3 separate regions of the Homo sapiens genome follow, and regions 1 and 3 are each linked to region 2. Evidence: chromatin loops called from intact Hi-C (ENCODE). Cell type or tissue: GM12878. All regions are shown on one strand.

Evidence for each region. Peaks named below come from ENCODE experiments on the same cell type or tissue, not always from the same donor. Only the 100,000 strongest peaks of a DNase experiment are listed, where the experiment ranks them.
Region 1: it touches region 2 in a loop (1.9-fold over the local background); 1 of 110 quality-filtered maps calls a loop at or near these places.
Region 3: it touches region 2 in a loop (3-fold over the local background); 1 of 110 quality-filtered maps calls a loop at or near these places.

The regions. Positions count from the first base shown.
Region 1 is chr3:106,539,878-106,544,877 of GRCh38, reverse strand. The region is part of intron 4 of LOC101929485 (a long non-coding RNA gene); the gene reads left to right. Among named protein-coding and RNA genes, the nearest start is that of CBLB, 670 kb to the right of the region's middle. In GM12878, no CTCF peak of the experiment used is centred here; no DNase peak of the experiment used is centred here.
Region 2 is chr3:106,299,697-106,304,696 of GRCh38, reverse strand. LOC107986112 (a long non-coding RNA gene) reads left to right here and starts at 426. Exons shown (of 3, transcript XR_001740840.1): 1 at 426-507; 2 at 3,632-3,935. In GM12878, no CTCF peak of the experiment used is centred here; a DNase peak (open chromatin) is centred at 2,006; H3K27ac peaks cover 4,789 bases.
Region 3 is chr3:106,420,335-106,425,334 of GRCh38, reverse strand. It overlaps LOC101929485 (a long non-coding RNA gene), which reads left to right. Exons shown (of 16, transcript XR_007095992.1): 8 at 294-440; 9 at 1,939-2,069. Among named protein-coding and RNA genes, the nearest start is that of CBLB, 550 kb to the right of the region's middle. In GM12878, no CTCF peak of the experiment used is centred here; no DNase peak of the experiment used is centred here; H3K27ac peaks cover 1,461 bases.

The DNA.
Region 1 (5,000 bases), 240 kb before region 2:
AAAAAGAGAAAGACAAATTTCACCTTTGCATTAACTCAATTCCTAATAAAACTTTGTAAACAAATATATCCAATCTTAATCAGTATCCAATCCAATCAATATGGCAATATTTCCATAAATCTTTTATAATACTTTACAATTTTCTGTTAAAGAGCAGATTAATGCTCTAAGAAAACCCTGTTACTGAGACCCATGAGCTCAGATTCTGGTCCTGCATCAGTGTGCTTTTATTTTGATGTTCAATTTATGGAAAAACTAAATAATATCTTTTTAATTTTATCCAACTTGTTCCACATAGAATTTTTTTAAACAACATTACTCTTTCCCAAGCCTTTTACAACTTGCTTAAACCTTCAGTTTTATCCTATATTTTTTAAATATTTGAAACAATCCTTAATTTCTCTAAATGAGACAAAATTATTTTTAAAAACAACATGTTCCTATACCTTTTTATTAATAACACATAACTCTTATTTTAAATGTAAGCAGTTTTAATTGTGTATCATGTGTGAAGCCTATGACACAGGACAGAACTGCAGATAGTGTCAGACTCTTTCCATCACTGGTAGGGAGCATGGCTACTCCACTGTCCCCAGGCATTACCTAGAATCTAATGGCTCCAAAGCAGCCAAGTTGAACAATTATTAAAAGTCATAGAGCAGTGTTCTAACCTTAGAGCATCTAGCAAAAAAATTATACCTGACCTGCCTCATTCAGACAAAAATGTGTAAATTTTGGAGACATTTTAGTTTTACCAAAAATCTTTAAAACTGTCTTTATTTTTCAAAGATTATTAGAGTGACATGAACAAAAAGGCATTTAGGTTTTTATTTTCCTGACAAAATATTTTATTTAAGCCCTTATTATTTTTAAGCCAATTAATTAGAGCTTTTTCATATATTTTGATAGTGAAACATCACACACATGACACATTCAAGTACACAAACCGATGCAGATTTGGTAGAGTGATAAGATTTGTTATTTGACTGTTTTTAAGTTTCTCTTTCTTATGTTAGACCATCAGTCTCTTGATTACCTGTTCCAGGCCCTAACAATTGTCAGGCATGCAGTTCCAAATTTGCGTCTTTAAAAGGATAATTCTGAAGTGAAGCAAAATAGAAAATTCATATTTTATTTACACCAAGGAAAAATGGTATGGGTAAAATTTCAGTCAAGATGGCCAGGAAAACCAGACAGTCTTACACATGGAGATTTCCTTAAAGATGTAAGTTTCTTGACTAGGTTATTGGCTTTAGGATGGAGTCTTTTCGGGAAAAGGGTCAGGAAAGCCCACAGTTTCTACGGCCTAATTATCAGGTATAGCTGGAAGGCAAAACAGATCTGCAAGATAAACATCTAATTTTTACAGCAAACCCTGGGGCCCCCCAAAAGGGAAATGCTATGGAAGAAGATAGTGCAATGCTTTCACAGTGTATCTTATTGAAAGGACATTTCCTCTAGGCTGCTGGGCAACCCAACAGCAATCAGGCCACTCTTTAATTAGCTCATACTCTATTCTTTTTTTTTGTTTTTTGTTTTGTTTTTTGTTTTTTTTTTGTTTGTTTGTTTTCCAAGTTCCTTTTTATTTAAATGAATCAGAACTGCAATCTGCACATGAAAAGACCTGGGGGGAATGCCTACATCTGGAATTTCATTACGTCAATGTTAAATTTTGTCCGACCAGTTCTTCATTGCTGATCACTTTTGATAATGACAGATCCAACATGAAACTCCTGAAGCAAATGAATATTTACCTTGTGCTTTCATGCAAATTTAGGGACCAAACTCAAAGGTTTCATCCATGCTGGACACCAGATCTAAGCTCATACTCTATTCTATACTTTCTCAGTATCCAAGAGCATGCTTTTCTTATTTAAACACTCAAAGAAAGGAATGTCATCCTGGAGTAATAAATAGCCACTGTAAGCAACTACCATCAGCCATTTTTAAAAGTATATTTCTTATCTAACTATTATACATCAAGGTTGATTTTTCTCATGATGCGAAGTAATTTCTTGTTCCCCTGTCTACAAAAGTCAAAAAGATTGGATACAAGAGCAAGGAAGAACATACAGGAGTAAATGGGAAACAGAATTCAGTTGTCTGAGAAGTTTTTACAAAAGAAAAGCAGGGGATTTAAAACAATATCTGTACACATATATCCCAAATATAAACATTAATTCAGTTAATTTTTAACTACTGAACTCTCAGAAGAAAATATTCTATTAGCAGACGTTAGCCAGGACAAACAGCTGGTATTTCTGGCTTTTGAATTTTTGACCACAAGTAACCTCCCACGTGAAACCAGTAAGCTCTAGCTAAGGTTATGACTTAACCATGGATGCATGAGGTGTCTTTAAAGAGATGGCAAGCAGTTTTTACAAGATCTAGAGTTGCCCCAGAGGTAGCTCAGAGAAAATAAAATTGAAGACAAGAAATCAGAAGCTATCTATGACAGGAAAAATAATCAATGGCAAAAGTCCTGCAAGTATTAAACCAGAAAGGATTCATTCCCTCAGCTAGGAATTGAACGCTTGTCACCATAGTGAAAGGACAAAGCCTTAGCTAGTGAGCCACAGCATGGGGCGGTCACCATTGCTATTCCCAGAAGGAATCTAAGGCAGTCGTTTTTGAGCTTGCAAAGGATTTTCACTGCTTAAGAGAATTCTTAAAGCTAGCCATGATATGAACTTGAAACTTCCCAACCTCCAGATAGTAGAGACCAAGAGCGTGTACTTCCATATGGTCAAGTTTTCAAAGACATAAAACAAGATGAGAGGTCACTTTGTTAAATTTTTCTTTTTCAGGGACCTACAGCAAAGTTTGTGTCTCACCAGTCTGTAAGCCAGCATGAACAGTAGGCTTATAGGGGTTCACAGAATGTGTTGTATCCTGTGGTACCCCTCTCTATAACAGAATAACAGAGACAAATTTATAGCACAAAATATACCGGATTTTCTACAGCCTAAGACTAGTCTCACAAATCATTTTCCTTATTAATTAAAACATTGCAGAGGAGACAAATGGTTAATTTTACCATTCATTCAAGCAGTTTGCATACAGAGAGGCCAGAAGCCCTGGCTGGTAAGAAATTCTTACCCCTTTTCTGGCTTGACAAGTTTCTGGGTTTGCTTTCTCTGTAGCTTCCGAAATAGCAGAGCAGCTTTTGATGCCCCTGCTTGCAGCACCATAGATGTGAGGGACAAGCCACATTACAAAAGAAATCTTATTTTCCCATTTTATGGAACCATCAGCAAAAACCTCTCAATTTTGCAAGATCCCACCCAAACAGCTGCATAGGGGAGCTAAACTAACATTTCTCATTCCAGCTGGAATAAAATGTACATGACAACACAGATACCAGTCATCCTGCTCAGCAACCAAGTATCAACCTGACAAGGCTCAAACTTTCCTTTGGCAGCCCCCTCACCTTTGATCCACTCAGAGTGGGGTGGGATGACCTCTGACCAGGCATTTCAATGGGTGGTCTTTGGACAAGATAGAAGAGTGAACTGTCACCCTGAGTTAGGCATGTCGTGCTTCCTTCAGGGCTCACAGAATGTGACCGACTAGACAAACTAGGAGAGCCTGCTAGACTTACAATAGCAGTTCCTTCAGGGAATCCTCTCTGTAAATAAAAGCACACACACAAAAGGTAAAGATGAACAAAAGGTCTTTTAAACCAAGATTCCAGACCAGATTCCAAACCAGAAAAGAGTATTTCTCCAAAAAGTCCCTTATTTTTGAGGCCGCAGAGACAGACAGTTCCTATGACAGGGCTACCTACAGTACCTCTAGAGAGGCCAACAGATAAAGAGAAGGAAGCAGGTGTTGGCAGCACCTGGAATACTCATCCAACCAGGTTAAAAGACATCTTCCAGGAACTGTTTCTCCATTGCAATTAGATCCATGCAGTATGGCTCAACAGTGCCCTACCAGTAGAGGCAGTACATAGTCCAAGAGAACTACGCAGCTGCTTGGGCTTGGCCTTTTTTTCCCCAAAGGTAACCATAGTTCAGTAGCCCCTCACTGGCAACAAGGGACTACTGAGCCATGGGCAGTAACCTGCAAGGTCTATCCTAAATAAGTCCCCAAATTTGAACCACCCAACAGATTCTTCTTGCTCGCTGCCCAGATGAAGCCGATTTATCAAGACAGGGGAATTGAAATAGAGAAAGGGTGTTTAGCAGCTCTACAATACATATAATACATGTATTAAGATGTATGACAACAACAAACCAAGTGGAGATGTAGTTTTATAAATTATTTCACCTTGCATTGCTTTTAGACATGAACATTTTCAGGTGTCACTTGGAGTATTATTGGAGAAAATCATATTTACAGTGTTTGTTTGAAAGGTATATTTGAAGAAAACTTTTGAAAGACTCAGAAAACTATTTTACTTTATGGCTCAGCAGGTGCTTCTAACCATATTTATGCTTAAGATTGCTAAATGAAAGAGGGAGCTACCTAGTCAGAGAAGTTAAATTATTAGATGTTATCTTTTTTATAGTAATATTTTTAATTGAGGTAAAAATAGCAATGCAAAGTGTACAAATTGTAAGAGTACAAAACAACGAGTTTTGGCAAATGCATAGATCTGTGTGACCGGAATTCATCAGCCCAGGTTTCAGCATGCCTCTTTCCAGTTAATCTCCACTGCCACTCACTGACCCAGAGGAAGACACTTCTCTGTTTTGTGTTTTTTTTAAATCACTACTGAGCAAAAAGTACCCTTTTTACTTTTTTGTCACCAAAGATTAGTTTTACCTGTTTAAAGATTTATTTAAACGGTATCAGCTTTCATTTTTTTATTATTATTATACCTTAAGTTCTGGAATACATGTGCAGAATGTGCAGGTTTGTTACATAGATATACATGTGCCATGGTGGTTTGCTGCACCCATCAACCCATCATATAGGTTTTAAGCCCCGCATGCTTTAGGTATTTGTCCTAATGCTCTCCCTCCCCTTGCCCCCAACCCCCTGACAGGCCACGG
Region 2 (5,000 bases):
TAATACTGAAAGGGCATTAGTAGCCTTATAAAGAGCTGTTTCAGTAATGTTCTGGGGGGAAGACATAATCTGTAGAGCAATGAAATTAAAATAGATTCAGTAATAACTTAGTTGTGAAATACTGTAGACACTGATACAGAGAATGTAGACAAAAATATCCAAGTATCAACCAAAAAGAGTGAAAAGAAGCAATAGATAGAGAAAGATGAAGGAATAAAAATGTTTTTTTCATCTTTTTTTTAATATTAGAGTAACTAGTATATATTTATATGCTGAAAGGAAACGAAGAAAAAAGTGCTGAGGGCTGAAGCTGGCAGGCCCTGCCAGGTGAGGAACAGTGAAGATAGGGCCACAGTCTGTCTACTCCAAAAGAAACTATCAGCAGAGTAAACAGCCTACAGAATGGCAGAAAATATCTTCAAACTATACATCTAATGAAGGTCTAATGTCCTGAATCTATAAAAAAACTTAAGCAATTCAACAAGCAAAACACAACCCCATTAAAAGGTAGGCAAAGGATATGAACAGATGCTTCTCAAAAGATGACATACCTGCAGCCAACAAACATGAAAAATGCTCAGCATTACTAATCATCAAATAAATGCAAATCAAAACCACAATGAGGTACCATCTCACACCAGAGTTGTTATTATTAAAAAGTCAAAAAATAACAGATGCTGGTGAGGCTACATTGAAAAAGAGATCCTTATACACTCTTGGCAGAAATGGAAATTAATTCAGTCACTTTGGCAGGCAGTTTGGAGATTTCTCAAAGAACTCAAAACACAACTACCATTTGGCCTAGCAATCCCATTACTGGGTATATACCCAAAGGAAAATAAATCTTTCTACCCAAAAAGTACATGCATTTGTATGCTCATTGCAGAATTATCCACAGTAGCAAATACATGGAATCAACTAGATGTCCATCAATGGTGGATTGGATTAAGAAAGTATGGTACATATATACCATGCAATTCTATACAGCCACTTAAAAAGAATGAAATTGTGTTATTTTCAGCAACATGTATGCAGCTAGAGGCCTTTATCCAAAGCAAATTAACACGGGACCAGAAAACCAAACACCGCATGTTCTCACTTATAAATGAGAGCTAAGTATTGGGTACACATGGACATAAATATAAGAAAAATAGATAATGGAGACTACTAGAGTGGGGAGAAAGGGAGGGGAGCAATGGCTGAAAAACTGTCGGGTACTGTTTTACTACCTGGTTGACAGAATTAACTGTACCCCAAACCTCAGTATCATGCAATATACCCAGGTAACAAACCTGCAAATGTACCATTTGAATTTAAAACAAAAGTTGAAATTATTTAAAAAACAGAAAAAAAAACCACTAGTGAAAGGAACAGCATGAGAAAGAGGATATTTATCTGAGAGACGGCTTAGCAGATAGGGTGTTAGAACTCATTGAGAAAGTAAAGGGTTAAAACTTTGGTTGCTAGAGGGTCAGGATATATTGAATGCTGAGGAAATAATTCATGAATTTTTTCCAGGACCAGATATAGGCCCAGAATTTTAACGGATATTTTCTCACCTAATTGTTTTTATTTTCCTCCATGCAGAAAAAGGATAGGTGAAGACTTAGTTTAACAATGAGTAAGGGCATGTGTGGAATAGGGTTATTGCGAAGGTTGAAAAAGCTGTCTGGGTGCATGAGTGATGGAGCTAACTAGAGCCACTGTGGCAAGCAGAATTCCAGATATAGCTTCCTTATGATCTCTTTGCTCTGGTTATAAAATCAAATATGAATCTTGGTACTACCGTGAAGGGATTTTGCAGATATAATTAAAGTCCAAGTCAGTTAACCTTAAGATATGGAGATTATTTGAATGGGCCTGGTTTAATGAGATGAGCCTTTGAAAACTAGAGAGTTTTCTGAGCTGGTGGCAGAAGAGGAAGTCACAGATATCTGAAAGCATGAGAAAGTTTCAGCATGTCATTACTGACTGTGCAGATGAAAGGGGCCACATGAAGAGAAATGCAGGTGATCTCTAAAAGCTGAGTCACTTCAAGCAAATAGCCAGCAAGAAAGTGAGGTTTCAGTCCTATAACTGCCACCAGCAGGCTTCTTCGAACAATTTGAATAAACTTGGAAGCATTTTTTTTTCTCAAAGCCTTTAGTTCAGAAACCAGGTTGGGCTTTATGAGACTCTAAGCAGAGAACTCAACCAAGCCAGCCTGAACTTCTAATGACCAGAACTATGAGATAATACGTGGGTACTGTTTTTAGTGATTAAGTTTGTAGTAATTCATTACAAAGTTTGTAGTAATTCACTACACAACAATAAATAACTAACGCAGCCATATTATGGTGTTTCTAAGATGAAGTTGAGGTCCATAGATCTATATTTATCTCAGAAAAATGGTTTTATCTGGGATCCTTCATCCGCAAATCAGTAACAGTGGGGAGCTGGATTGATTCAGACTTTAAGAAGTGGAATAAGTGGAAAGAAAGCAGGACAAGGTGAAGAGGTCAAGAAACACTACAATGATGGAGTTTGATTTGATGCCGGCTAGAGAAAGAATACGAGTTAAAAGTGAAATGGTATAGAGTAAAGGAGAATGACATTTTAAAGGACTTTTGCTCCATAAATCAGTCTATGTTCAGAGCAGGATAATGAGAGTGAGAATTCTGGGAAAAAGAAAAAACAGAGTGCTTACTACTCTTCAAGAGTTCAGAAATGAAACAATTTTTTGTGTGGCTATAGATTTAAAAAGCTGGTGAAGAGTAGAGGGGAGGTGGCCTGGGCTTATGAAGTTAAAACATCACAAGGCTTACATGCTGTAAGACAAGGATCCTAAAGTCTCCTGGTGGTTAGGGAAGAAGACAATGGTACAAGTGATGAAGTGGTGAAGAATATTTCCAGCTTCAGGAAAGAAGGTGGCATAGCCTAATGACATGACTTTAAAAGAAAAAAATTTATTGGAAAAGTGAAAGAGTAGTGATTTATACATGGTATAGGAAGCTGGAAAGGTGGTGTTTCTAACTTTGGGCTTTTAGATGAATGAGACAGAGAAGAAGGAGTAGCCTCTACTCAAGAGTATTACCGGAAAAGAATGTCGTCCTCAAAAGAGACTTGGGTTTCATTTAACACAAGAAATGAAGGAAAGTATTCTATGAAGCGTCTGAGGGTATTATAGAAAAAAGGCTTCAGAAGGCTAGAAGAAAATAAAATGTAAAATTAAATGGTATTCAAAATGCTTTTCCTTTTATAAGCAAATTTATGTAAATTCTCATTTCAAAGGAAAGAAGGATGGAAAGTAGGAGAGAGAGAGAGAAGGAAGAAAAGAAAGAAAGAAAATATCCAAACTTTTGACTTGGAATTAGTAATAATCCAAATGGAAAATAATTTTGCAGTAGATCCCTTCAGATATAGACAAAGACAAACTTGCCGTGGTAGTTTTAAAATATGTCCATAAATTATTTGATACTCCTTTCTTGAAAAGGTAGAAACTCAGTCTCACTCCACTTGGGCATGAGCTACACTTAATGACTTGTTCCTAAGAAATAATCTATGGCAGACATAATGATGCATGACTTCTAAGACTATGTCATAATAGAAGGCATTGTGGCTTCTTTTATTGTTTTTGCTTTTCTGGAAGAAGCAAGGCGCATCTTACATGGCAGCAGGAGAGAAAAGAGGGAGGAGGGACCTACCAAACACTTTTCTCTTGTTCTGGAAGAACACTTCTTGTTTGTTTTCACTTGTTTTGGAAGAAGACGGCTGCCATGTCATGAGGACACTCAAGAAACCCTGTGAAGAGGTTTCTGTGTTGAGAAACTGAGGCCTCCAACCAGCAGCCATGTGAGCAAGCCATCTTTTAATCCAATCCTCTAGCCCAAATTAAGTTCCCAGATGGGTGCAGTCATAGCCAACAGCTTGAATCCAACACCAGGAGAGAAACAAAGGTACAAACACCCAGCTAAACTGCTTTCAAATTCTTAACACAAAAATTTAAGCATGGCTATAGATATCAAAAACAGCTTGAGATAATTACATTTGTTCTAATCTTTAAGTTTGGGGTTGTTACAAAGCAATAGATAACTAATACAGTTGAAAAAGGTACATGGTGATACTTTCTGGTGTCCAAAGTCAGTGCACCCTTGGGAGGAAAAAAAATCCACAGGCCAATTAGTCTGTGTATCCAACAAAATCATTAAGAAGGTTATTCCTCATCAAATCTCATCTTTGAATGATGACTTCTAAAGCTCTCCACTCACCACAATCTGCCGATCAAATCTGTATCACTGGCACACTATACAGAACTCCACTGCTAAATTTATCTTCTCATTAGGTCAGTCTTGTAAATGTGCTTATAAATTTATAATGGCTCATTGTAGCCTCTTGCACTGAGTTTCAACATTTCTTTCTGATTGAAAGCCTCTCAATTTCTAATGCCCTCTCAACCCATCTTGGCCTGTTTAGATTTATTTTCTATTATTTCTAATACTAATCCTATAAACCAACACAGGTCACCAGATTGACATATCAAGGCTTTTGTCAATTCTATCCCACCCATATCTCCTGTTCTAGCTCATTCAACCAACCCCACTAACATCTATGACTGAGCTATTCCTCAAGGCTCACCTCAAGTTCCTGCTTCTTCAGAAGACTTTTCCAACAACATCTATCCAGAAAAATCTCTCAAGTCAAATTTCTATTTCATTTAGTAATGGTGTATTATAAAACAATAATAACACATAATTGGATACTGTCCTGCCTCTAGTGGTTTGTACTGTACCACTTGACATTTAACTATGTCAGTCAGTGCAATGATGCACTGGCATATACTGTATTGCTTTGTTCACACATTGTTTCACAGGTGTCTGTTCCCTAATTATATTATAAATTCTTTTACTGAGAGTGATAAAACACACTTTTCTTCTCTATATTTTCCACATCATCTCAGTTAGGTATATATAAGTCAAGCAATTGCTATGCTGTTACTCTATATTGGGTATTTCAGAGACTAT
Region 3 (5,000 bases), 120 kb before region 2:
TCCCAATGTGAGAAAGGCTGATGGCAGCGCATATTTGTGTATATATCTTGATCTTGTTAACAGTATTTCTCAACACTCACGTTGTTATGGTTGAGCTTCTGCTTTGAAGAGCCAGGCAAAGCAGATAATATTACACTTAATAAAAACATATGAAAGCCAAAAACATAACCACAAACAAAAGAAATCAAAAATAACCCAAGGAAGTCTTACAGTCTCTTAGCAACAAATTATTTGGACCAGGAAGTAGGAATGTATGTAGCTCAGTGTGGTTTTTTCTCTGTTTTCTTTTTCAGTATACCAACAAGAATGAAAATAACTTAACAGCAATTTTATAAATTCACATCCCCCAGAGCACCACAGAGTAAAGAAATACTGCATATGGGTAACAACTGGTTCTTAGTTACTAAATCTGAAAGATCAAATACAGTTAATTACATAAGGTAAGTTAAACTCAGATGTTTGGTAATACATATATATGGAGAGAGAGATGTGCGTGTGTGTATAAAATACACGAGTATATATGTGTGTAAAATGCAGTCAGTCCAGATGTATTCCAAATAACTATCCTTTAAGCCTGCCATCTGCATCTTGTTTTTTTTTTTTAGACGGAGTCTCACTCTATCGCCAGGCTGGAGTGCAGTGGCACGATCTTGGCTCACTGCAACCTCTGCCTCCCGAGTTCAAGTAATTCTCCTGCCTTAACCTCCCGAGTAGCTGGGACTGCAGGTGCATGCCACCATGCCCAGCTAATTTTTGTATTTTTATTAGAGATGGGTTTTCACCATGTTGGCCAGGACAGTCTCAATCTCTTGATCATCTGCATCTCTTTTAAGATAAATTATGAACTATTGCAGATATATTTTCATTTTAAGAAGGAGTAGATATATCCCAAATATAAGAGTGCATTTTGGCTTCTGAATTTTTGATATTCCTGAGCTTTTTAGGTTATTTGCTCCATAAAGGGAGGGTCTGAGCAGAGATTGAGAGTTCCTTGAAACCAGGTGTCAGTAGCAGACAAGAGGAGAATACATGCCTGGCTGCTCTTAATGTCCTCTTATAAGGGAACATGCTCCTAATGTCTTTTATAAATTAATATAAAGAATAACCTTTATCTTCAACAAGACACTGTCAACCACGAGGTGCTTCTGTTGACTCATTTTTATTGTCTTGTGGGAGTTTCTGAGAACACTGCAAGGAAACAAAAAGAATTGAGATGAAACACCTCTTTCCGTCTGCCAAAAAGCTTTAGGATATAGCAGAGGGATGATTCAGAATCCAACTTTCTTATTAATCTGATGCCTATTCTAATTAGAGGAATACTTGTTTGCACATTTATAAGACATCTCACATAAGAATGACGGGGAGTTTCTCTGAGAGTAATGGCAGAGATTTATTTGCGGGAGTGTGGGTAACAGCTGCCAAATACAATGGTAATGTCAAGATTAGTATAACATGAAAGACAGCCCCCAGTATTGACTTCCCCAGGCTGTGCGTCTACTTTTCCCTCTAGATTCTAGATCTGACTCCTTGCACACGAATTACCAGGCATGATTTTTCTCATCAAGTATTTTTTTTTTTTTTTTCAAAAATGCGGTGCTCCATTCAGCATGTCATTCAGTCTTAAGTGTTTGTAATAAAATTACCAGAAAGCAGAGATGCTTTGCAGCCACACATGTGGCTTTTGAAATAAAATTCAAAAAAGCCACCAATTTGTCAAATAGATAGGGGAAAATGCATCATATCATTTTGCAAATTATGACTACAAATATATTGAAGACAGTCTTGTCAAGCTGATGTGTTCCCTCTGTTACTTGAACTTTATCTTGGTTGAGGCTCAACTCTAATGAAGACAGGCATGGATGATTCTGGTTTGAAAAGGTCACAGTTGTACCAAAGTCTATATAAATAACTTTGTCCTATTATGTCTCTACCACACAGCTTCTCTTGAGTTTTTCTGGGGGAATATACCAGGAGACCATAATCAAGGTACCAGTTTATTGATGGCTGTCCTTAACAAATACAACTCTTCAAGAAAATAAAGTAATTTAATGCATAATAATGTTGAATGCGTAAGTAGGATCAAAATTAGCTATTTCTAAATTGTTTAAAAATCAGAATTTCATTTCAGAGTAAAAATTATTATAAAGATAAAGTAACAGTAATGCCATCACTATGGATCCTTAATCTACAGTTTGTGAATGTAAATTACTTGATCATGTTTCCAGACTAATTTTTGTAAAGAAAGGTTTTATGGGTGACATCTACATTTGTTACCATATCTTCATTTGACAAGGCAAGCTGGTAAATTCATAGGTATGGATTAAACTGATTCTTTCATTACATCTGGAATGCAAGAGTAAATAAATAATTTATTAAATTAATTGAGTTCTTTTATTCAGATGTTTCCAAGGTGATTATCGTGATACCTAAGTAATCAGACTCAATCTAAATAAATTAATTCAATAAAATATTGAATTGTGCCTTAATGGAATAATTTTATGAATACCATCAAGAATGAGTAGAAAATCTTCCAGAAATTTTAAAGAGCATCAGCAGGGGAAATGTGATCAATACAGGATGGCTGACTAGAATTTAGCAAGTAAAGGAAATTATTTTACCGGTTAGTTGAGGAGTGGTGATATTGCTCCCTAGTTTACTGAGAAATTCAAGGCTTTACAAATAAAAATACTCATCTTCCATCTTTTTTATTTCCAAAATCACTCCATAGCTTTTATCTCTCTTTTCCCTTTTACTATTTCTCAGAAAGAAATATTCTTTTTATGGAGGAATTATATTTATTGAAAAAAAAAATCAGTGTATAAGTGGACCTGCACAGTTCAAACCCAGGCCATTCAAGGGTCAACCATAATTCTCTCATTTAAAGTGCATTATTCAATGCTTTTCAGTATATTCACAAAATTGTGCAACCACCACCACAGTCAATTTTAGCACATTTTCACCTCCCCGCAAAATATTCTATACCCATTTAGTAGTCATTCTCCATTCCCCCCTCTCGCAGCCCCTGGCAGCCACTAATCTACTTTCTGTATCTATGGATTTATCTATTCTGCACAAGAAATATTTTAACCACTGTCAATCCTTCTGCTTATGCTCCAATCCTATGTAATGTTCTATATTCTCTAGGGCTTTGATTTATCAAGTAAGTTCTTTAAATTCCTCCAGCCTTACACATCTACTCAGATGTCATGTCCACAGATGAATAATTTTCCATAGTATTTCTCTTTCCCTTCTTCCCTGATTATAGCTAACATTATCTCTGCTACATTGCCTTACTTAATGTGACAATTTTCTGATGGGATTTCTTCATTCTCTATCTTTTATAAAGATTAGTAATAACCTCTACTTGCTTACCACTGCTTAACCTCTAAATCCCATGGGAAATGGTGACTTCTTCTGCCAAGAAAACTTTATGCATTACATGATCTCTAATCCCATTGAACAAAAATTCTTAACCCTACATTTATTTACCATTATCATCAAAGTCACCAATATCATGTCAGAAACCACAACTTCTATACTATATTTTACCAACTTTATAGATATGTACTCATTTAATTGTCAACAATTCAATGAAATAAGCATTTTATTTCCCACTGGTAAATGATGGAATGGCAACTCAAAGTTAGTTGCTCAGGGCCATCCTAACAGCCAAAAAAATGCAGCTTTCACAGTGGGTAGTGTAATGCATGATGTCTCCAGCTACTAGACTCTAAAATCCATCACCATGTGTGCACCAAGGTCACAATTTCCATGACTGCTCTTTGCCAATGACAGAGTGCAGCTGGGATACTAATGCAGGATCATCCTGGGAGATACAAGACTCCTCAGATGAATGACTTCGGCTCAAGGGCACCCTGTCAAGTTTGTTGAAACTTACTGGAGCTACACGGCTGTCTAAAACCTTCTTTCCCTCCTTCTCTTTCTCCTTCACAGGGGTTAGACTTACATTACGGTCTGACAACTTTCTCAACCTTCTCTGGCTCCCTCCCACTTTTTCTCATAGGCGTTTTCCCCAATCAATCTCTTGCACTTCCAATTACATCTTGTTATGTGCTTCTCAGAGGACTCAGACTAACATAGTCACACCACTACTTAAGAGGCTGGGCTAAAATTTGTACTGTAGACTATTTATTTCCAAAGCTGGTATACTCGACTACTAATGAGAATACGGTCGTCATCCACATTCCCAAGCTTTTCATCCAGCTTTACTCTACCTCACTCTATCCAAACTAGGCCACTCTCCATTTCCACTCCACTACCTTCCATTTTTCAGTGCCTTCTAATCTCCCTCTCAACATTTGAGTCACTCATGGAGGCTAAAATAAAATACTGCCTACCTTTTGAGCTATTTTTTAAACCGTTTGACCCAACTTGAACTCTTCCTTAACTGAATCTCTATTGGCGCTTCTTAGTTAAAGAAAGATTTTATAATATTGTGTTAAGTGTTGTCAACATATGTAAGTTAGTTACATTCTCATTTCTGCTATTGACTTCCTGTGTGACCTTAATAGTGGGACATTTTCATGGTTCACTGTGTTCAATCTCAGGGTTAGCAGATATAAATAGAACAATTTCCAAGTTAGAGAAATAATCTTCATAGTGTTGAAGTCTTATGAGACTTGAAATTATATAAATAGTTGTGTACTTTAGCATTTGTATCAAGATAATGGCTTTTATTCATCAGAATTTCTATAGCATCAATGAAATAACTTGCCAGATATTACTGTGAATTATGATTCCTAAGAATGTTTCTTTCTTTTCAGTGATATTTCGCTCTCTCCCCTCACCCTTCTCTTTCCCTATCCCTCTTTCTTCCTCACTCCCTCACTTCTTTTCTTCCTTCTCTTTCTCTTTCTCTATTTATGTCTCTTTCTTGGAAAAAGAAGAAATAATATAAAATGATTTGTTTCTATATTTAGTTAATAAGGGTATGGAGGATATAAGATTTCCTTGAAAGATAGTTAAAACTATAAGTTGAT